3 separate regions of the Homo sapiens genome follow, and all the other regions are linked to region 3. Evidence: read pairs that join two places in POLR2A ChIA-PET (ENCODE). Cell type or tissue: CD4-positive, alpha-beta T cell. All regions are shown on one strand.

What was found. Peaks named below come from ENCODE experiments on the same cell type or tissue, not always from the same donor. Only the 100,000 strongest peaks of a DNase experiment are listed, where the experiment ranks them.
Region 1: POLR2A ChIA-PET joins it to region 3 with 14 read pairs; 14 of 35 experiments call an interaction of 5 or more read pairs at or near these places.
Region 2: POLR2A ChIA-PET joins it to region 3 with 22 read pairs; 13 of 35 experiments call an interaction of 5 or more read pairs at or near these places.

The regions. Positions count from the first base shown.
Region 1 is chr2:234,304,730-234,312,729 of GRCh38, forward strand. No RefSeq gene overlaps it. Among named protein-coding and RNA genes, the nearest start is that of LINC01891, 150 kb to the right of the region's middle. RefSeq lists an enhancer at 4,314-4,453. In CD4-positive, alpha-beta T cell, no CTCF peak of the experiment used is centred here; a DNase peak (open chromatin) is centred at 4,272; H3K27ac peaks cover 1,540 bases.
Region 2 is chr2:234,450,738-234,458,737 of GRCh38, forward strand. It overlaps LINC01891 (long intergenic non-protein coding RNA 1891), which reads right to left and starts at 3,858. Exons shown (of 3, transcript NR_146988.1): 1 at 3,748-3,858. It also overlaps the pseudogene HSPE1P9. In CD4-positive, alpha-beta T cell, no CTCF peak of the experiment used is centred here; DNase peaks (open chromatin) are centred at 264, 1,674, 2,684 and 3,904; H3K4me3 peaks cover 4,109 bases; H3K27ac peaks cover 4,702 bases.
Region 3 is chr2:234,368,671-234,376,670 of GRCh38, forward strand. No RefSeq gene overlaps it. Among named protein-coding and RNA genes, the nearest start is that of LINC01891, 82 kb to the right of the region's middle. RefSeq lists an enhancer at 1-66. In CD4-positive, alpha-beta T cell, no CTCF peak of the experiment used is centred here; DNase peaks (open chromatin) are centred at 261 and 4,601; H3K4me3 peaks cover 329 bases; H3K27ac peaks cover 1,284 bases.

The DNA.
Region 1 (8,000 bases), 64 kb before region 3:
GTTGATTGCTAAATTTGGTCAGATTTCTCCCGACTGGCTGTTCCTCAATTCTTAGGATATGTCCCAGTAAAATTGCACTTTGTGAATTAATTGTTATATGCGTAATTGTTGCATTTTGGATATACCTAATTTGATAATTTTTTTAAAATTCCATTTAAGGTATCTATTTGCAGGTCAGAAAGTAAGAAAATGTAATTGTGTAATCCTCTGAAATGTAAAAAAAAAAAAAAAACAAAACAAACAAAAAACCTTCGGGGCTGGAATACAAAGGCATGAATCATGAACCCTCTGCTCAAGGAGTCAGGGCAGATGGGAGCTAAACAGGCATTCAGAAGGCTTATTATCTTGTTAACACTCGGTGACAACTCCTACCATAGAGGTAAGCACATGGTGGCCTGCCTGGAAGGCGACCCAGGCTGATTCTTTAAGGAAAGGGTAAACAGTATTTGCCCTGCCTCTGCTGAATCAGCTTCACATTCCTGCTCCCCAGCAGGCATGTTCGACACAATGGCGAGTCCCTCCCTTCCCCAGTGCCACACATGGGATGAACCAGTGTCACTTAGCATTAAATATTGCATAACTGATGTGCTCTGTTTTGGGATTAGACATATTCTGTGCCAGAAATAATACAACTGAGAATAATTGCTAAAAGGGACCAAGATAAGAACCTACACTTAGGAAAGAACTAGAGAGAGCTAGGAAATACTAGGAATGTCACAAAACACAAAAGGGTTTTGATTTTGATTATCTTGTCCCATTACTCAGAGGGGCAATCCTTGCAGTGTTTCCATATCCCTCTACACAGTTTCCAACCTGTGCCCACCAAATTAAAGCAACAACAAAAACCCTCCAAATTTCTTAAATCCATGCTGCATTCTTGTGTCTGACTACAATACTGGTAGAGATGGGAAGGGTTTCTTGGTGCATTTAAGGAAAACTTTGTTTCAGACACCCCATATACCACCAAAGCCATCACTGCTAGGCTGGTGATGGTTTAGATCTCTAGATCAGTGGTTCTCAAACTTGAACATTCCTTAGTATCCCCTGGAGGGCTTGTGAAAACATAGACTGTTGGGCACACTATCCCCAGAATTTCTGATTTGGTAGCTGTGGGGTGGAGGCCAGGTAAACAGGTGATGCTGATGTGGATGCCCTGGGGACACTCTTTGAGAACCACTGCCATAGGCAATTTCTAAGGGCATGGGTGATCCGCCTTTTACAATCTCTCTGATGCCTCATGCAGTCAGGACAGACATGTGGATGTGAAAAGGATAGGGGCCAGCAGGATTCCTAAATGCACTCATTAACACATGGTGCATTCCTTACTATGATGTTCCTGCCTCAGTCAGTCGCTGTTAGGAATTTTACTAACCACGAGAAGAGCCAGAGGACAGGAAAAAGAATCTAAGCTGGTCATCAGGTGACCAAGGTTTTGGTCAGGACTCGTCTACTTGCTTGGTGGTTGATTTCAGGGAAGTAACCTACATTATCTGTTACTGTTTGGTCTTCTCAGTGGAAAGTTCTCTCATCACATTAGGCTCTTAATATGACAAAAAGAAACTTAGGAAAGCAGTTTTTAAAAAGCAAAGTTTATTCTTGTTTTGTTTCTGTTTGGCTGCTTATCATACAGCAGAACAGACTACTGAAAACTGGACATTCAAAGCCTGAATTTCAAGACCTCACACTTGACACTTCCATGAAAGCAGGCAAAAGACTCAGGTGCAGGCAAGGAAAGGGGCTTCCACTGGTAGACAAGACCTTCATGCTTAGCCTTTGGTAACAAATGTCCAACAAGGAATGGCAGGTGATTTGGATGGTGGTAGGAGCGTAACAAAGAGGAATCTCAGAGCAGGGCATGTGTAAAGTTCCAGGCAGGGAGCAGCAGTGCTATTTCTCAGGACTCAGCAAGTCCTAGCTTGCAGGAGTGGTTTCAGGACAGGAGTCTCATCCCCGGATATTATGAGCCCCTCCTACCCATTTCAAATCACCTCCTAGGCTGGGTGCCAGATATTAACTAGACGGCTTCCACGAAGCAAGCTTGGATCAATGCTGGGTTTGCACCAAAGAAGGAATCCTTTAATCCCTCCCCTTCTTTTTTAGAGACAGGGTCTCACTACATTGCCCAGGCTGGTCTTGAACTCCTGGCCTTAAGTGATCCTCCCACCTCAGCCTTCTGAGTAGCTGGCATTACAGGTGTGAGTCGTTGCACCCAGCTGAATCCCCTCTGACTGAGAAAAGAACTGGCGCCAAGCTGAGCCTGAACTTGCTAATGGTATGAGTCAAGGAGTGTGCCCAATTAAGTTAATGGGCTCATCCATTGCCATGTGGACTATACAGTACCTGCTACCCCAAAGAGGCAGAGTCTGTTTTCCCACCTTGGGGGTGGCCTTGATCGTGAGACTTGCTTCGTCTAATAGAATGAGATAACAGTGACCGAGCACTACTAGTTTTGAACCTAGGTCTCGAGAGACCTTAATGCTTTTTTTTTTTTTTTTTTTTTTTTTTTTTTTTCTGTTTTGATCTTCTGCCATGGCCATGAGAAGGACATGCCCAGACTAGGTCACTGGTCCTGTGAGGAGGATGAGAGCTGTGTGGGGCAGAGCTGCCTCAGCTAAATTCTACCAGCCAAGCCCAGGCTAGAGCAGTGACCCCAGATGATCCCCCAAATGCACGAATGAACCCAGCTGAGGTCAGTCAAGTTCAGTACAGCTCAGCAGCCAACCCTCAGCTGATCCACTGACACATAAGCCACAATAATAAGTGCTCATTGTCTTAAGGTACTGAGTTTGGGATAATTTGTTACACAGCAAGAGGTAACTGATACAAGTGGCTACTATGTTAAGCTTGGGGATACCAACATGAATTAACACTAAATATCCACCTGCAAGTAACTTACAATGTAATGAGGAAGCAACAGTTACAATAAGGTAAGTGATATATGCTACTAGAGTTAGGGTTAGAGTTAGAGAACTTGAGAGGAACTTAACGGGTGCTATAAAAAAGGAACTCAATAGGTGCCATTCGGGTTCAGAGAAACAAGGCACAAACTCTGCCTTGGAGGTTAGCAAAGCCTGAGAATGAGAGTCTTGTCTACCAGTGGAGGCTCCCTTTCATTGCCTGCTTCTCAGGCAGAAAGGAAGTTTTCTCCAAAATAACACATGTGCCAAGCAAGGTGTGGACAAATAACCAGACAGCTCTGAGCATGCCCTGCATCGAACACTAGACCAATTGCTTATGGTTGGAAACAATTGAGATCAGACCCAAGGTTTGACTCACATAGGAACAAGTTAACTTCCTGGGATCCAGGGCAACAGAATCCACCTTCACCTCCAGTGGGCCATCTTGCGAAGGAAAGCTGTTGGACTCTAAAGGTGCAGTGGGGTCGGTCCATATCCATGGCCAATCCTGAGTGAGGGCCTTGCTGATGTGGAGAACCCCAGCTTAGTCACTGAGCAGGCATCTCCTTGTCCAAATACCAAGGACAGACACCGCAGGCCACCGACCACTGTAACAGCAAAATAAATTTGTTCCAGGGAAAATGCTAAACATGTGACTGATTTTTTTCCTGTAGTTCTTAAAAAAAAAAAATTCCCTGTGCATCTTGATGATGCATCATTTGTAAGATGCTTTGTTTGCCTACAGTGGTGTCTGGTGGAGGACTAGGGATGGACACTCTAATTCAGAAAGTAAAGAAAAGTAATTGACAGCTTTCCTTCTGTAATTTTGTTTGAGTTCATAAAATAGAGAATTGCTGTAAGCCTAAAAGCAACTGATGGCTGACACCAAAATCGAAACATGGATATGCTCAGCCTGACATCTTAGGAAGCCGCCAACGATACTGTGTGCAAGCCCATCACCCAGCATCTCCCTGGGTATCCCAGGCTTCTTAACCAGAGGAACTTGCACAGAGAAACCAAATTGTGGATGGTTACAGCCATGTGAGTAGGGCTGATCTATCTTTACCTGACAACTGCACATGCAAGGTTAGCCCTTGTTCTGAAGAGCAGATTCTTCTCTGAAATCTGATGCTCTTTGTCTGGACTTTTCAGAAGGAGAGAGAGCATAATGCTTAATTTTATAAGTGACTGATTTGAACTGTGTAACGTCTAGAGATATTTCTCAGAGGTTTACTATCGGTCACAAAAAATATAACATGACTCAGAGAAGAACTGATTTCCCTTTTTTGAAAAGTAGAGAAGCCACAGGGCAAACAAATGAGGCAGCTTCCCCTGGCTCATGCGGAAAGATTGACGTCAATCTCCAAGTAGCTGAGACAGCTCACGCTTGCTTGGGCTCATGAGGAAGAAGTGGAAATCTCTGTGCCACAAAACCCAAAGGCATAATGTCAAAACCCCATCTGTAAGCAGGAGAGAGCTTCAAGGCTGGATGGGCCATGGTCTGATTACAGAGCCAGTTTCACAAAAGACATGGGGTTTACAGCATCACAGGGAGAAAGAGGAGATCGTCAGTTAAATGAAAGAGAACAGTGGATAAAATGACTCTTTTAAGTGTGCTGCCTTTCAGTTCACTGGCTCACAATTTAATGGCAAATAACCAGAAAAATGCCACAAGTCGTCCTTGCTATGAAGTCTCCAAACTCTAGCTAGGTTTAATGGTGCAACATCTGCATATTTGTATTAGTCTGTTTTCATGCTGCTGATAAAGATATACCTGAGAGTGAGCAATTTACAAAAGAAAGAGGTTTAATTGGACTTATAGTTCCACATGGGTGGGGAGGCCTCACAATCATGGCGGAAGGCAAGGAAAAGCAAGTCACGTCTTACGTGGATGGCAGCAGGCAAAGAAAGAGAATTTGTGCAGGGAAACTCCCATTTTTAAAACCATCAGATCTCATGAGACTCATTCACCATCATGAGAACAGCTCAGGAAAGACCGCCCCCCACCCCCATAGTTCGATCACCTCCCCTTATGGGAATTGTGGGAGTTACAGTCAAGATGAGATTTGGGTGGGGACACAGCCAAACCATATAAATATTCCAGCTGCCACTTTGCAGAGTAAATGGTGAGAAGTGATTGGAATCTGGATATAGAGTGCAGGTCAAGCTGACAAATTTTGTATATGGTTTACATGTAGAGCATGAGAGAAAAGAGAAGGCAAGGATTACACCAAGGCCATGACCTGAACAGCTCTTGCCTCGGTGCCTCCAGGTGTGTGGGATGTGTTTGCTTTCTGCTTCTACCTTTCTGGTGCTACTATCAACTTTTTGTCCAGGAACCCCTTGTCTATGGAGTTGTGCCTTCCAGTGGTGTAGACCATCTGCTTCTTCTTCCCAAACCAGGAAACCGAAATGCCACAAAACAGCGCATGCCCTTACTGCGTGTGAAGTCCTTCGGCATTTTATCTTCTCTTCCATTAGTTGTATTTTTTAAAAAGTTTCTCAAAATCCACTACACAGATTCTCTATCCTCTATCGAGTCATGACCCACAATTTTGAAAATCACTCTTTCAGACAACACTGTATGAGAATATTTTTCCTGCTTGAAGCCAAGGGAGAAATAACACTGCTTCTATCCCCAGGCACACTCTAAAGGACACTGGAGAAAGGGGACAGAACCAGCAGCAGGTGCCCACACGTCAGGAAACACTCATCCGCTGAAACAGCTGAGCTTGCCTGGAGATTTGCAAGCAATATATCCAGGAACAACTCCTGGGCTTTTCTCCTGCTGAGCTCCCAGGATCACTCCCTTAGACTCAAATTGTCACCCCCAACTCGCTGTGGTGGCTGCATGGTCCAGATGGCGCTGCACCAACCACTCCTCTGGGGCTGGGACTCTAGGAAGCAAGTGACACACCTTCTTAAGACTAACCCGCAGGTCGGCTTTCTTATTTTTTTTTAAGCAATAATCTCTATGGAGACACCAACAGAGGGTAACAGTAATCATCAACAGAGAGAAGGCTTCGGAACACACAACACTTTCAGAATATGACAGTTTATAATGTCTTGGCCCATATCTACTGTGAAGCAGCAACATCAGTCTTCCAGCCTCTGACCATCACTCTCCTTTGTGAAGGCCCAGCAAGGAGCCCTTTCTAGTCCATGTTGATCAGCCACCTGCCTTGAGGAACTCGATTTAGGCTGTTTTATAACCATTGATTTGTGTTCATTAACTTAAACCTCGTCTCTTTTTAATGGGTTCTTCTATTAGTCTTAATAGTTTTTAATTTGTAATTAAAGTTTCCTAGAGTCACAAATTAAATATCATATCACAGGCAAATATAGATCATTTTGTCTTCTTGACTTAAAAAGTTATACCTTGTATTGCTGTTTCTGGACTTATTTCATTGCCCCGAACTTTTAGAGCTACATTAGACAATAGGAAATGGCAGGTATTTCGGAATTTATTGGAAATGCTTTCAACTTTTCTTTTCTTTCTTTCTTTTTGAGATGGAGTTTCACTCTTGTTGCCCAGGCTGGAGTGCAATGGTGTGACCTTGGCTCACTGCAACCTCTGCCTCCTGGGTTCAAGCAATTCTCCTGCCTCAGCCTCCCAAGTAGCTGGGATTACAGGTACACACCACCACACCCAGCTAATTTTGTATTTTTAGTAGAGACGGGGTTTCTACATGTTGGTCAGGCTGGTCTCGAACTCCCGACCTTAGGTGATCCACCCGCCTCAGCCTCCTAAAGTGCTGGGATTACAGGCAAGAGCCACCATGCCCAGCCGCTTTCAACTTTTCTCTCTTAAAGTATAATATTGTCTCGTTGGTATAAGATGTCATCCTATAATATCTAGTTAAGAGGGTTTTTAAAAATAACAATGATAGTTAAGCTTTATTAAATACTTCTTCAGCATCTATTTTTTTTTATTTTGTATTTTAAAGTATGCATTAATAGATTTCCTACCATTATATTAATATTACTCTGTCTTCTTGGAATAAGCCTTCAATGACATACTGAAATATTGTAACATATCTATGAATTTATTTTCAAGTGTTTTATTTAGGATGTCTGCAATTTTATTAATAACATGCTGTCTTTGCCAAAGTTGCTGATATTAAAAAAATAGATTATTTACATTAAAAATGATATTATAATTTTCTTTGTTATCTGGAAGAGTTTATAAAATATGGAAAGTCTCTTTTCCTCGAAAGCTTTAATGAATTTCCCAGTGAAATCTTCTGCCATGATTGTGAGGCCTCCCCAGCCATGCGGAACTATAAGTCCAATTAAACCTCTTTCTTTTGTAAATTGCCCAGTCTCAGGTATGTCTTTATCAGCAGCAAGAAAACAGACAAATACAAATATGCAGATGTTGCACCATTAAACCTAGCTAGAGTTCGGAGACTTCATAGCAAAAATGACTTGTGGCATTTTTCTGATCCCCTCCCTTCTCCAGGCTAATTTTTGTAGTTTTAGTAGAGACAGGATTTCGCCATGTTGGCCAGGGTGGTCTTGAACTCCTGACCTCAGGTGATCTGCCTGCCTCGGCCTCCCAATGTGCTGGGATCATGCACGCAGCCTAATTTCTGATTTTCATGTATAATTTTTCTCAATGAGCTTTACCAAGATATCTCTGACCAACTCTCAGATAGCCAGCTTTGGGGTTTATTTATCAATTCTCCTTTATTCCCTATATGTTTTTTGTCTTTAAAAATAAATAGTTGAAAATTTTCTGGTTATAAATTATGTAGAAAAATTAGGAGTACTCAGACAAAAAAACCTGCAGACTCCCTCAATGCTCTCCTCCTTAATCCTGATCTCCTCCCTTCTCCCCGGGTCAGGGATTTGAGAAGAAAGTAATGCTTAAGTTTTATATTTTATGGTTTGATTTTTGTTTTGTAATTTTTTACATTGTTATAAATGTATCCAAGTTTTTACTTGCAACAACAATTTTTATTTAATACATGGGCAAGAAAAAATATCTTCTTATTGATAGTTTATAGTTTGTGGGTGTATTGTCATGCCTGGTCTCATGTAGTTTAGTATCCTTATCTTTTTAATTTCTGATTTTCTTTTTCTTTCTTTTTTTTCTTTTCG
Region 2 (8,000 bases), 82 kb after region 3:
GAATAAAAAGTACATTTTATAGGATTTATTTTTACCTTTCTAATGCATATGTACACGTATATTTAAGAAAAAAAATTCTAGTTGACTTTTTACTTGCCCAAGATCTGAATAGGATTGAAAGATGAAAGACCACCATGATCCTCTTTGACAAACATGTACACATGTGAGCTCACTGTTCCTGCACGTCTGATTTATTATGCTAATTGGCTTTGGGCAGCCTCTCACAAACATGTCTATAGGAGGTCCCTAGTGTAATTCTCAGTCTCTTAATTACATAGACTCGTCTTTGGAGTCTGAATAAAATAGGTGAATGGATTTTCTTCCTGTAAACACTGCACTCAGGCACCTGCTGTTGGCTGCATGATGTCTTAAAGCTTCACTACGCCACCCAAGAGGCTGACTAGTTTACTTTGATGGCGCCATCATCTGCAACCCCATGTTCATGCCTTCACATTATCTAAGACTTGGGCACCTAATGGCCTTCGGATTTCTAGCTTTTCTTTCCTCAGAAAGGTTCTCCACATGGCCTTTCTTAGGGATGGCCCAGCAGCACCCAGTCTCACAGGGCTGCCTCGGCCTCCAGGTCCTAGCTTTTTGCATCTGCATGCCATTTCAGCCACCATTGTTCATGGCCAAACTGTGGAACTCATAATGGATTGAATGGCACTAGCGCCAATGTTCTGCTCATTCTTTACAGATAACACCAACCACAGAGGAAGCAGAATCTAATTAGCTCTTACATGGTGCAGTCAACAGCAAGAGGGCAGAGCTCTGGTGGTCCCTATATTGGGTTTCCCTGTTAAGGGCTTGCAGGGAAGGCCAGTTGAAATTCTTGAATCACTTCATGCTATTGTCTTGATATTTGCTGTGACCTGCTAATGGCCTGTAGAGCAGGGTCCCTGTCTTGTTCTGGTTTTCCTTGAGCATAATTGGCTTCCTTGCATGGATTTGGGTGTCCTTGGTTTCTAGAACATTTCTGGGACCTGATAAAAATCCTGGAAGAAAGGTCTTTGGCTGCCGCCTCCTCCTGGGCTCTGTTGTTCTTCAGGTAAACACAACTGGGAGGAGAGTGAAGGTGGGGATTGAGAACCAAACAGCCTGTTAAGTGATGTTGAGTTTTGTGCTATGCTTTTCAGCTTCCAGGGGACCCAAGTGTTCATTCCAAAGGGATCGCTTGAAAAATATAATCTCAGGATTTACAAATCAAACCCAAAATACAAGGATAAGCAGGCCCTGAGAAAGCTAGCTCCTCAAATCCTAACTCATAAGAAAACTATTTGCACCAGGATGAGGGTGAACTTATCTCTTATGATTCATAGTATTTGCCTGAGAACTGAACCACCCTTCAGCTGGAGCTCACTCAAAGGTTGAACTACAGATGGAAGCTTGGGGGATGATTATAAAATCACGACATATAGTGCTTAATGTTCCCAAGAGGGCATTTAATCCCCCATAATGGATCAATCGCTCTTATTCTTCTTGAAGAATTTTTCTACTCCTAGAACCAGGTCTGATCCATCACCTAGAATCAGAATGTTCTCTACCTTTGGCAAAGCTAGTTGCAAAGTCTTACTGTTACTTTTTTTTCTTTTTTTGGCTGTAGACTCAATGTCAACTGCTGCTTATTTCAATTCATGAATCAGCAAATATCTTTGTGTGTGTGTGTGAGAGAGAGAGAGAGAGAGAGTGTGTGTGTGTGTGTAGGCTTTATTGATGCACCTGTAACTGGAACTCTCTTCTTACCTCTTAGACCTCAGCTCTCTGCAGAGACCCCTTAAGTAACTGACCAAAAATAACCAGCCCTGTTACTCACTACCACACCTGTTTTTTTTTTCTTATCGTGAGCCATGATAAGCTTGTTTGCCTGCTCCTTTTCTACCTCAACCTTCATGAAGACAGAGATTTGTTTTCTTTTTTTTTTTTTTCTTTTTGAGACGGAGTCTTGCTCTGTCGCCCAGGCTGGAGTGCAGTGGCACGATCTTGGCTCACTGCAACCCCTGCCTTCTGGGTTTCAAGCAATTCTCCTGCCTCATCCTCCCGAGTAGCTGAGACTACAGTCACCCACCACCATGCCTGGCTAATTTTTTTGTATTTTTAGTAGAGGCTGGGTTTCACCATGTTGACCAGGCTGGTCTGGAACTCCTGACCTTAGGTGATACACCTGCTAGGATTACAGGCATGTGCCATTGTGTCTGGCCGAGATCTGCTTTCTTTATTTTATGTTTAATCCATGTCCAATACAGTGCCTGGCCTAACTCAAAAGCTATTTATTGAATGCACAAAATGTGCATATGGGACATTTCACAAGAAAAGTGGCTTGGTAGGAGTTGGTAAATGAAGAGGCTAGATCTATGAAAGTTCTCACCAAGCAAGGTGGTATCCTCAGAGACAGGACACTAGGGAAAGACTGGGAGGGTTTCTTCAGGAATGTGAGGAATTTTGTAGATATTTGGAATCTCTTGCCCTCATGGTGAGTAGTCAGAAAGAAACAGACCCATAGGATACAGGGAACAAGAACATAAAGAAGACAGCCAGGATTGAGAAAGTGGCCAGTGAAGCCACGAGAGCAGGTGTATTTTCACAGGGGCAGAGAGTAAAAAATAACAACCAAGAGCGTGGGTGAATGCCAAGGCAGCCTCAAGAGAAACAGGCAAGAACCAAGCCCTGGGAAAGTAGCACGTCAGGACTTGGCTGCAGGGACAGGGGTAAGCCCGTCAGAGCCCCTGCATGGCTTTCAGATTACACAGACTTTAACCGCCCAGTTTACCCTCACCCCAAACCTTTATAAATCACCTAAGAGCTAGAAGGAGCCTATAAGGTATTTTGTCCAACACTCTTATTTTACAATTGAAAAACAATGAGTTAAAACTGGGCCTGGTTATTGACAGAGGTGGGTCTACCATCTAACTGTGCCTTCTTGTCCAGCATTTCCTCCACTTCCCATGTATCCAGAACCTAGAATTAAAACAACTGGCCGGGCACAGTGGCTCATGCCTGTAATCCCAGCACTTTGGGAGGCCAAGATGGGAAGATCATGAGGTCAAAAGATCAAGACTGTCTTGGCCAACACAGTGAAACTCTGTCTCTACTAAAAATACAAAAAATTAGCCAGGCATGGTGGCACGTGTCTGTAGTCCCAGCTACTCGGGAGGCTGAGGCAGGAGAATTGCTGAAACCTGGGAGGTGGAGGTTGTGGCGACCCAAGATCGTACCACTGCACTCCAGCCTGGGCAACAGAGCAATACTCCATTTCAGAACAAAAACAAAAAGAAAAACAAACCATGTTCTAAGTATTTCAAACATTTGTCTATTGTCTGTAGGATTTACTCCCTCCAGTTTCCTAGCAGAGAGAGAAAAGAGTAAAATTAGAATGATATGCATTTATTTCAATATTGAAACCACATTTTGAAGAGTTCACTGAACTAAATGAAGAACCTAAGCTGGTCTATTAACTATAAGCAGACTTCGCACATGAAAAACGGGACATTTTCTGGATGATTGACACTAAATTCAACTTGGACAGTGAGCTAGCATCCAGGAGAGCCAGTTACTTTGGTTTTAACAAACCCCAGAGAATGGATTTCCAGTCCTGTCTACTCAGTAGAATCAACTAAAGTTAGTTTTCCCCAGCTACAAATATCTACAAGTGTTAGCTAAAATATGAAGTTTATTTAAAAATACATAGTTGAATTAACAAAGACAGAGATTCTCAAATGCTAGAAACAAAGAGAAAATTAAAAGCCATACCAATATAGTGTGTGTCAAAGGTGTAGTCATCAGGGCTGAGAGCAGGGAGTTATCTGACCCAGAAATAAGAGTTTTAAGTTAGCATCCACATGAAGACAGGAGAGGAAGTTTGGGGTAGGGTTGGAACGGAGAGCTTTATATAAAGCTGATATCTTTGAAACTCACCACCTTCAATGAAGAGGAAACAAAACCAACCCATCGACGTGCTGCTACCCAGGTCTCAGAAAAGAAAAAAAAAAAAAAGTCTGAATTTAAATTACTTGCGTGGGGCAGGAAACTCTAAGTTAAGCTTGTAACATATGAATTGGCCCTGGGTTGATAATACCCCTGTAGCAATTCAAGATATTGAGGTAACAAAATTATCTTAAAAGATTAAAAAATAAGTATGTTTGAAGTTATGAAAGCGATTTCAAAGAAGAAATAGAAAATGTAAGGAAGAACAACACGTAATGAAAACAGGACAGATTGACAAAAGGAACAACTAGAAGCACGAGGGATAGTTTGAATTGAGGATGGACTGAATAGATTTAGCTACGCTCTCTACTTTTTGTCATTAGTTATCATTAGTTTATTAAAAAAGACAGATCTGGAAATTATTTACATGATGAAAGATTTCAGAACTTCAGTGGAATGGGCAGCTTCAAGTTGATGTCATTTCAATAGTAACTTATTTCAGTCTACATACTTCCCAAGAATGCACCATCTCTTTTTTATGTATTTATTATTTTGAGAAAGAGTCTCACTCTGTCGCCCAGGCTGGAGTGCAATGGCATGATCTTGGCTCACTGTAACCTCCGTCTCCTGGGTTCAAGCCATTCTCCTGTCTCAGCCTCCCGGGTAGTGGGGTTATAGGCACACACCACCACGCCCGGCTAATTTTTGTATTTTTAGTAAAGATGGGGTTTCACCATGTTGGCCAGGCTGGGCTCAAACTCTTGACTTCAGGTGATCCGCCCACCTTGGCCTCCCAAAGTGCTGGGATGACAGGCGTGAGCCACAGTGCCCAGTCAGAATGTCACCGTCTCTAAATAAGAAATAATCCTTGTCATCTAGAACTACTCTGGTGCCTCCATATTCTAGGAGAAGAAATTTATCTCCAACTCTCATGCTAACTGGTTGAATCTCTCCACCCTTTCCTTTAGAACCTGATCCAACAGCTACTCCTTTTGCTTGCAATACTTTTCCTTGAGATTTTTCTGGAAGCATAATGCCTCCTTTGGTTACAGTTGTGGTGGCAATCCTTTCAACAAATACTCTGTCAAAGAGTAGAAGAAACTTTCTAAATGCTTGTCCTGCCATGACTTCCTCAACCGCAGACTCATACTCCGCTCTCGTGCAGCACCACAAGGAGAGATCCCTCTATTCTTAATTTATAATGACATCCTCCTTTGGTTTTTTGGTTCCATAAAAGCTCTTATTAAAAAAAAACAAAACAAAAAGAAAAAAACAGTGAAATGTTGAACTTTTTTTTAAAAAAATTTTACTTTAGGTTCTAGGATACCTGTGCAGAATGTGCAGGTTTGTTACATAGGTATACATGTGCCATTGTGGTTTGCTGTGCCTATCAACCTGTCATCTAGGTTTTAAGCCCCACATGCATTAGGTATTTGTCCTAATGCTCTCCCACCCTTTGCCCCCCACCCCCCGACAGGCCCCGGGGTGTGATGTTCCCCTCTCTGTGTTCATGTGTTCTCATTGTTCAACTCCCACTTATGAGAGTGTCGAACATTTTACGAGGTTGAATAATGTTCCTTCAAAATTTATGTCCACCTGGGACCTCGAAATTGGCCTTTGCACACAGGGTCTTTGCAGATGTAATCAAGCAAAGATGAGGTCATACTGGATTGGGGTGGATCCCCATCTAAATGACTGGTGTCCTTCTAAGGAGGCCATGTGAAGACACACATAGAAACGCAGAAACACAGAAATATGGAACAGAAAGCCATGTGATGACAGAGGCAGAGAGGGGAGCAATACAGCTGCAAGCCAAGAAATGCCAAGGACTGCTGGTATAGGGGTCAAGGGAACTCTCCTTCCACTCTCTGAAGGTGTGATGATTTGAGTCTCTGAAATAAACATTACAGTAGACAGATTAACAGGAGAAAAGGCACACAAATTTATTACATGCATAAAGCAAAGGGGTTCCACAAAATATGAGACTCAAAGAAGGGCCAGGTGGTTGAAGCTTAGGTAGCATTTTAAGCTACAGAAAGAAATGGGGGCTTGGGGCTTCTGGCAGGGGGCAGTTGGCAACAGGTTATGGAAGGTGAGGAGAGGAAATATTTAATATATTGTAAATGAAAGGTTGTCTTGTTAGGCAGGTTGTCTCTCAGGTGGCAGCCCTGAAAAAAAAAGGGGACACTCTCTTTCAATCTCTGGACTCTGTCTGGGTTGCTAATATGATCTTTCCTAGACCTGTCTTTAGGCTGATAAGAAGGCCTCAGAGAAAGCTTCGGCTTGCATCTGCCATTTGGTTTACTGATGTAGATAGATGTAAATTTCTTTTACAAAAGGACAGCTTTTTAGAGCTATTTCTGTGTCTGCAGCTTCTCTGAATAGCTATCTCGATATATGCCAAAAAAGTATATTTTGGGGTAGCATATTTTGGTCTCCCACACTGGCAACCACCAAAAGCTCGGATTCTTCCTTAGAGATTCAGAGGCAGCATGATCCTGCAGACACCTTGAGTTTAGACGTTCAGCCTTCAAAAATGAGAGAAGTAACTGTCTGTTGCTATAAGCAAATCAGTTTGTGGTACTCTGTTATGGCAGTTCCAGAAAACTAATACAAACATATATTCAATAAAAATTCAGAAGGAGGAAACAGAGGTTTCAAGCAAGGCAATATTTGAAGAACATATAACTGAGAATTTTCCAGATTAGACAAAAGACAAGAATCATCAAATTTCAAGTCATCAAATTCAGCAAATAAAAATATAGAATTTCCAGTCACATTTGAATTTTAGATAAGCACAAAATAATTTTTAACACAAGTATGTTCTATGCAATATTTGAGTCATAATTACCTAATTCAAATTTAACTCAGCTGCCTATAATTTGTCTGGCAACCCTACTCAAATTGGACAATCAGAGAGTCCTGAACAGGACACATGAAAATAAACAAATGCCTAAATGAATCACCATGAAACTGCTGAGCAATAATAACAAAGAGAAAAACCTTTAAAACCGCCTTTAAACCCTTTAAAAACTACCACAGAAGCCAAAACAATGGATAACAGCAGATTTATCTTTAATGATAATAGAAACCAAAGAGAAATGGAATTAGAAACTCGAAGGGCCAAGGAAGAGCTGTCAAATGCATTCAGATACATTATCATTCAAGAGTAAGGACAAACTAAAATGTTTTATTACATGGCTGGACACAGTGGCTCATGCCTGTAATCCCAGCACTTTGGGAGGCCAAGGCAGGGGGATCGCTTGAGGTCAAGAGTTCAAGACTAGCCTGGCCACCATGGTGAAACCCCATCTCTACCTAAAATACAAAAATTAGTCGGGCGTGGTGGTGCACACCAGTAGTCCCAGCTACTTGGGAGGCTGAGGCAGGAGAATCGCTTGAACTTGGGAGGCAGAGGTTGCAGTGAGCCGAGATCGCGCCACTGCACTCTAGCCTGGGTGACAGAGAGAGACTCTGTCTCAAAAAAAAAAAAATATTATGACAAAGGCAGAATATTTTCCATTCACAGACCTTGATTGGAAGGATTATTGATTCATATACTAGGAAGTAATGCAAGGAGAGAAATTGCTGAGCATGTGGTCAAGTTTAAATATCGTTGCAGGTGGTCTTATAGCAGGCTCCCCAGTGCGGTCAGCCCCTTGATATTCATGCCTGTGTACAATCTCTCCTTGAGTGTGGACTTGCTTCTAACATATATAATGCAGCAGAAGTAATGGGAGGTCACTTCTAAGGTTAGGTTATAAAAAGGCTATGGCTTCCATCTTGGCTGCTTGCTCTCTTTCTTCTCCCTCTCCCCTCTCTCTCCTTCCCCCCGCCGGTCCCCAACACTCAAATCACTCATGCTGGGGAAAGTTAGCTGCCATGTTGTGATCAGCCCTGTGGTGAGGCCTACATGACATGAGCAGGAGCTGTGCCCTCAGTCCAACTGCTCACGAGGAACTGGATTTTGCCAAACCACATGAACGAGCTTGGAATCAGGTTCCTCAGCTCCACTTGAGCCTTGAGATGGCTGCAACCCTGGCCAACAGCTTGACCACAGTCTCATGTGAGGCTCTAAG
Region 3 (8,000 bases):
AAGACCAGAATGACATGCTGGTACAAAAACACAACCTCAAATCCAGTTCAAGCTTAGCACCATTTTTGGATCCATTAAATTAGATGGTTAACTTTCTACTTTCCAGGACCTATGTTCAAATTAGTGTCTCCTTCTAAGATCCTCACCCTTCCCAGCTTCTTCTAATTCTCTGTTGCCCCACTGCAAGGTGCCAACATGCTTTTCAGCCAGTAGAAGAGGCAGGAAAGATCTTTGTTAGTTAGGGCACCTCTGAGTCACTGCATGAAGGGACCTGTGGCTGGGAGGCCCCACCCTCCCTCCTCCTTGCTGGGCCAGCAGGGGCCAGAGCTCATTTCCAATTCTGCCCTGTTTGTGCTTGTTCTTTTTCCATGTAGTATTATCAAGAGCCCGTTTTTATGAGCTGCAACAGTGAGGTCTGTGCAAATAAACTTTCTGAGTAATAATAACTGTCCTAAATCATTTGCTCAGGAACAAACAGTGCTTTGCAACTGGCACAATCAGCTCCTCACATCTGAGTCAGGTTTGTAGCCTGCTTGAAGTGGATGCATGAGAAGGCTGCAGTGCTTTTAAGGGAACTGGAAGTTTCATTCATTGACTTGACAACCAACAAGTAACCAGAGAGAATAAACCAACCAACCAACAACAACAAATAGGATTACTTGCAACAAGGAAAGCAACTTAGACAACCCCAAATTTAAGAAAACAGAGGAAGAAAGGCGCCCACTCCCTCGTCATCTTGGCTATCATTATTTTTTAATTTTGCTCCAATCCCTTTTCATGTAAAATCTAAGAATCGCTGTTACGTAAACTTTGGTATCCAGCTTTTTCTTTTTTTAAAATTAACATCAATAGATTTTCTTCATCATAGTTGCTTTTTGTGGCTGAATAATTTTTCACATACCAAAAGGATTGTACGCATGTTCCATAATTTACTTAGCCAACTCTCTTACTGCTGAACACTTAGGTGATTTTTACTTTATATTTCTGCCATGATAAACAATACTATTATGAACACATTTATATTTTCAAATTTGTACATAATATGAGCTTGTGATTATTTGATTTTTTGGGTTTTTTTAGGCATTAAAGCTAGAATCACAATAGTAGGGGTAGAGAATGATACTACGTATTTACAAAAAACCTAAGAAAAATGATGCTGATTTTCTTGTATCTTCTGGAATCTGTAGAAAAGGCCACCCCTTTAAGAGCTTATGACCTGCTACCTGCAGCTGACAATGGGTGTGCTATGAGAATGAAAGTTGGATGAACGTGTTGTAAGAAGAAAACACATCTTCCCCTTCTACCCACCTTAGGTTCATTGGCTGGGTCCCCTGTAACCAAATGCAGATTAATAAGAGCAAAGTCAGCCGGGCGTGGTGGCTCATGCCTGTAATCCCTGCACTTTGGGAGGCCAAGGCAGGCGGATCACCTGAGGTCAGGAGTTTGAGACCAGCCTGGCCAACATGGTGAAACCCCGTATCTACTAAAAATACAAAAATGAGCTGGGCATGGTGACTTGTGCCTGTAGTCTCAGCTACTTGGAAAGCTTGAACCCAGGAGGTGGAGTTTGCAGTGAGCCAAGATCGTGCCACTGCATTCCAGGCTAGGTGTCACAGTGAGACTCTGTCTCAAAAAAAAAGCCAACAAATTTATTTAATAAGTTTTACATGACACAGAGCCCTCAAATGACATGAAGACCAGAAGAAACAGTTAAACCTGTGTGTTTTTATGCTGTTTGATAAAAGATGAGAAAGCCATGGAAGGATGTGGTAGGTTAAAGGGGATGAGTAAACTGAGGGAAATTTAGCAAGTCCTGTGTGTTCAATTCCTCTCCGTGCCCCTGTGTCTTCAGAAGAGGGGCACCTCTCACATGAGGGTCTTGTGGCCTGCTTCAGGGGAAGGTCAGAGTGCAGGGGAAGGTCAGAGTGCAGGGGAAGGTCAGAGCGCTCTTCTTGCACTTGCCACACCTCAATATATTTTTTTTTTAAGAGACAGGGTTTCACTCTGTTGCCCAGGCTGGAGTGCAGTGGTGCAATCATGGCTCACTGCAGCCTCGAACTCCTGGGCTCAAGTGATCCTCCTGCCTCAGCCTCCCAAGCAGCTGGGACCACAGGTGCATGCCACTATACCCGGGTCATTTTTTTTTTTAACTTTTGGTTGAGACGAGGTTTTGCTATGTTGCCCAGTCTGGTCTCAAATTCCTGGCCTCAAGGGACCCTCCCACCTCTGCCTCCCAAAGTGCTGGGATTATAGGCGTGAGCCATCTCACCAGGCCTATAGTTCTTTGGCTTAAAATACTCAATGTGCTAACATGCTGTACTTTGAGGTAGTGTGCCTTGAATCCCATCAGTGTCCTTCTTATCTCTCATATGCAGGCTTATTTGTAGAATAAATGGATCCTCCCAAGAAGGGTTCATGGAGAAAATTCCCCCTTGGGTGTCAATATCTGAAAAACATGGCCCTGAAGTGCATATTGTGTTTTATTTTACAAACATTATGAATCCTGTAAACTAGTGGTGTGGATGTCTTGGCTTCAGCTAGCAGAGAGCTGGTGCATTTGTGGCTCACTTCTAGCTAATATTTAGGATCATTTGTTATACATTTTTCTGCTAATCATACCTTTAATTTATTTCCAGTATGCTGCTGCTATTTAAAATTATGTTAAAAAGGAATTCTTGGTAATGTAAAAAAAAAAAAAAAAAAAACCTCAGAACACAGTAGTGTATGCTCTATACAAAATGACATTTTTTAAAAAGACAGAAAAGGGCCAGGTGCAGTGTGTCTCACGCCTATAATCCTAGCACCTTGGGAGGCCGAGGTGGGTGAATCACCTGAGGTCAGGAGTTCAAGATCAGCCTGGCCAACAAGGTGAAACCCTGTCTCTACTAAAAATACAAAAATTAGCCAGGCGTGGTGGTGGGTGCCTATAATTCCAGCTACTTGGGAGGCTGAGGCAGGAGAATTGCTTGAACCCTGGCGGCAGAGATTGCAGTGAGCCAAGATCATGCCACTGCACTCTAGCCTGGGCGACAGAGCAAAACTGTGCCTAAAAAAGAAAAAAAGACAGAAAAGAAATACATCTGGAATTAGAAGTGAGTACTGGGGAGCAGGGGGGATTATGGATTATATTTTTCAAGCTAGCTTTTGTGAAGTTTTTAAAACATGAACATGCATTACTTTTATAAGGCTAATGGGAAAAACCATTAGCTTTGGAAACCAAAAAAAAAAAAAAAGAAAGCAAGTGAAGATCCCTCTGTGCACATGGGGCCGGCACCATTTACCTGTAATGGCATCAGGAACATTAGGAAATTGGAAACGGGAGCATCAGCACTTGCACAATTTAATAATTTGCTGATCACTGCCATGCATTAGACTTTAACTATTTTGTCTACAAAGCATGAGCATGCCTTTATGTAGTTAATGCAGCCACATTAAACATTTATATGATGTCTATTTTCCCAGGGCTTGTTTGTTTTCACTTTTTCATATCGGGAGCTGATGCAGCTGCTCTCTGTCTTCTCAGGTGAGGCTCCTGCAGGTGGAGAGGCAAGAAAGCCTCCTCTGTGGCATGCCCGAAGCTGCAGAGAGCTTCTAGGCAGAAAAGTTTGCCTTTTTTTTTTTTTTTTTCCCTCTTTCTCTCCCCTCTGCCCTCCCAGGGCATTTCCTGGGTGTCACGCTCGTGTTTCATTTTGATTGATGCTAATGGCATTTTCAAACTGCAATTTCCCAGGCTTACTTAAAAACCATACTTGGAGATTGTGATAGCAATGTTTCCAATTAACACAACACTCTTCACCCAAGTTTTCAATACTTGGTTAATTCATGGAAAATGAACTCAAAGGATTTAAGAAACTATTTCTCTCCCAAAACAGTTGTGCATTGGAAACACGATCAAGTTCTGAATCTCTAAGCATATCCTGCATGAAAATTAGCTCCATGAAATTAAGCTTCCTTTTTTATTTTTTTGAGACAGGATCTCACTCTGTCACCCAGGTTGGAGTGCAGTGGTGCAATCATGACTCACTGTAGCCTCAAACTCCTGGCCTCAAGCAGTCCTCTTGCCTCAGCCTCCCAAAATGCTAGAATTACAGGCATGAGCCACCACACTCGGCCATAATCCCTTTCTTATGCCTCCTTCTTAGGGTTGCCAGATAAAATATAGGGCATCCAGTTAAATTTAAATTTCAAGTAAACAACAAATAATTTTTTTTTAGTATAATTGTGTCCCAAATACTGTATCATTTTTCTCCCCTAAATGATGAACCTTCCCCTCTGGTTAGAACTGGCCATGTCCAGAAAGGAAAATTTGATCAGTGCCTTATTGCCATAGTGGTGTAGTTGAGATCGGATTTGGCAGTTTAGACAAAATGGCTCATTTGATGCTTTTCTTCAAGGACAAGGTGATTTTTACTCTGTCAAAAACAAATTAAAAAAAAAAAAGTTGGCCTTTGCCAATTCGATCTTTAAACTTGTTGCCATTTTGTTTTTGATTCATGAGTCATGATGTACCCAGCTATGAAACAGAAAAGGTGCTTTGCCCCGTGGGCAGAAGAGTTGGTTTTTGTAAGGCAGCTTGAGCAGGAACAAGGAAATAGCATAAGACAAACCAGAGGTGGGGTGGCATCAGGTCACCTCAGGCTGCCTTCCTCACAAGGATTGAAGCAGAGGGACTTTCTTACCACATAGCTTACAACTGGATCTCCCTTCTGATTTCTCAAATGTCAGATAAACAACGTCGTTTCAGTTTGGTGACATGGAATTTAAGTATGAGTGACTCCATTTTGGAACAACTCTGTGGGGCTGCTTGGAAGCCCCCGGAGAGAAGCCTGAGCTGCATCTCACCGTGTGTTTCATCCATGGCGTGCTCCCAGCTCTAGCGTGCGTGGAGAGAGGTCATGGAGTGTGGTTGCTTTACTTTCTACAAAAGTTCCGAAAGCAGGAGCCCACTGGGTGAGCTGGGGAAGGAACAGAATGGGAGGGGGAGAGAGGAGGAAGTCACTGCAGCTCGTGATCTCACCCCTAAACCTTCTGTTAGTCAAGTTCCTAGCCCCACAAAACGCTTGGTGTGAGTAGATACCTTATGTAACTGGTGAGGTGCCTGGGCTTTTTTATCATTGTGTCTAAGGGATGGAACAGAGGCAGCTCACACAGACTCAGAAGCATTTAGGACAGAAGAGACCACGAGGAGGAGCCCCCTGGGAACTTGCAGGAATGGTGGAAGACTGACAACGTCCCCCTGACATCTAGGTTACAGTTTTAGAGTAGACGGAGCTGTGCATTTGGCAACTAACTGCCTCTATTCAATTCTTGTATCTACTACTACTAGCTGTGTGATCTTACGCAAATAACTTAACCTCTCTGATCCTCAGATTTCACATCTTTAAAAACAGAATATTAACACCTACATCCAGGGTCTCCTTGAGACTTAAATGAGGCATGGAGGTGATGCACCCGGTAGGTAGTAGGAGTCTCCAATAAGTTAGTTGTCTTTTTCTCTTAATTCCACTATTTCTAGGAGGTGAATACACTAGAAAAAAGTTTGTACAGCTGAATAACTAATCATACACAAACAATGTGGTGAACAATTCTTTTCCTACAACTTTCAGGTTACAGAGGAGGGGCGGGGAAAGATGACGTCACAAGAGCAGGGTTAGTTGCACCAGCAAATGAGGCAGGTTTCCGTACCCCTGCAACCCCCGCCTTGCTGCACACGTGCACACACATACACACACGCACACGCTCAAGAATGGGTCCTCCATCCTCCAATGCCAACTTTTATTATAGTTCAGTCATTTGAAATTACTCGTACCAAGTCTTTTCTCCATTTTTGTGCATAATTGAATAATCCAGCTACTTAACAAAGGCCTTCGTGTATCTTTATTCTTCCTCAAACCCTTCAAAAAAATGTATAACTTTTGCCAAAACTTATCCAGAAGTACCAATGTGCTTGCGATTAGGACTTCTTTCCAGTTGAGCTCACTGCCATATCTAAATCTGTGTTAGCTACAGACTCCACACAGAGAGACCCATGAACGAAAACTCAATCTACACCATGGGCATCAGGGCTGCTTTCAAGGGTTTGATTCAACGACAGTCTTAATCGGAGTGCACAACAGCTGGTGTAAATCCAAGCCTTCGCCTTGGCAAGAGAGGAGCTGCTTTCAGAGCAGGCCTGATGGGTGAGGCTGGAGAGGCAGGCTGCCTTTCTGATAGAGCTCATCAGGGACTTCCCATGAGAGCCGCCCGCAGTGCCTCAATGCTGAGATAGAAAAGATGAGTTTAGTGAGAGCTCAGAGTGGTTGTACATAAGCAAAACTGTGATCTCCCAAGAGAAGGGCAGAGATGGCCATGCAGATGGCTGCAGGCACATGCAGATGCCTGTGGCTTTGTCCTCTCCCCTGGAAATGCAGAAGAGAATGGTTCCCTTGTCCTCTGCTCTCTCTCAACCATCCTGCAGGAACTTATAAGAAACACCTTTGTCATCGCCTAAAGGGAGTGAGGAGTGAACTGTAAATCTCAGGTCTGGTGTAACGAGATGATTTTTGCAGTAGGATAGAACATTTTATCAATCCTAAGAGCAACATTCCAGTCTTTTTTCAGATAGGACCACTCCGCTAGCATAGATTTAACCCAGAAATTAGGAACGCAGAGGACTGATTGTATCCCCAGTGGCTCTAGCCAGAAACAATTATCCACTTGGCTCATTAAAACAAGTAACAAATGGCTAATTGTCTCCACAATTTGCCAAGTGCTGGTTCAGTTACTTGTGCCTGTGAACTCAGGAATATGAAGAGAGGCTGGCAAGAATAGAAGAGGAACTAAAATTCTGCCATACATAGATGGGTCCATCATTTTATTTTTTATTCTCTTCCTTAGTGTGGGGAGAGTGGAGCAGGGGGTACAAAAAGAGAAGGATTGAACAGGATGACCCTATGTTACTTTCTGTGTTTCAAGTACTATGATTCATGGTGAAACAAAATGAATAGAATCATACCAGATCTGTGATCAGTTTCAGCAGAATATACATCATCATGAAGTCCCCAGGAGAGGTGAACAAGGAAGGAATGCTCTCCTCACGTTTCTGGAAGTTCCCTGAGGCCCTGCCCAGCTTCTCTTTGGTGATAGGTGAGACCCAGGTGCAGCAGCCCAGCCGTGCTGGGGGGGACTCGGCCTGAGCAGAAGGCAGCAAGAGGAACCTGGGTCCACCCTTCTGTCCTAGTCCATTAGTGCTGTTACAACAACATACCCGAGAATGGATAATTTATAAACAGCAGGAATTTATTTCTTATACTTCTGGAGGCTGAGAAGTCCAAGATCACTGCACCAGCAGATCGGGTGTCTGGTGGGAGGTCTCTGCATCATAGATGGGGCCTTCTACGTGTCCTCTCATGGCAGAAGGGCCAAACAGATGCACCCAAGCCTTTTTATAAGGTCATGAATTCCATTTCTGAAGGCGGAACCCTCCTGACCTAATCACCTCCTAAAGGTCTCACCTCTTAATGCTGTTGCATTGGGGGTTCAGGCTCAACATGAATTTTGGAGGGACACCAACATTCAAATCATAGCACTTTCCTTCTGAAATTATTGGTAGGATGAAGCTCTGGACTTCTGCCTAACACCTCCCTTCTTCCCTTTATTCTTCTGCATTTGCATCTAGCTTGATTTTTTATTTTTCCCAAATTTTCTGAAGATCAGAAAATTGTATCAGTAAATTTCCGGTGATAAAACACCAACAGCCCGTTCTACTCTTGCACAGTCAGGACGGGGTGTGTCTGTGCTGAGGACAACAGGCAGACTCAAGTCCTCTGTCTTCTTCAGAGACACCCTTGAGAGCAAACAAGGAAAATGAAAAGGAAGTTAATAAAAATAAATATTAGGCAAAAGATCATAAAAACTTTAAATGGGAATGAAATAAGAAAGAAAGAGACACAGGGAAGGAGAGAGATGGTGTCTGGGAGATCCTTCTACATGAAAAGTTCCCAGCAGGCAGAGATGACCCT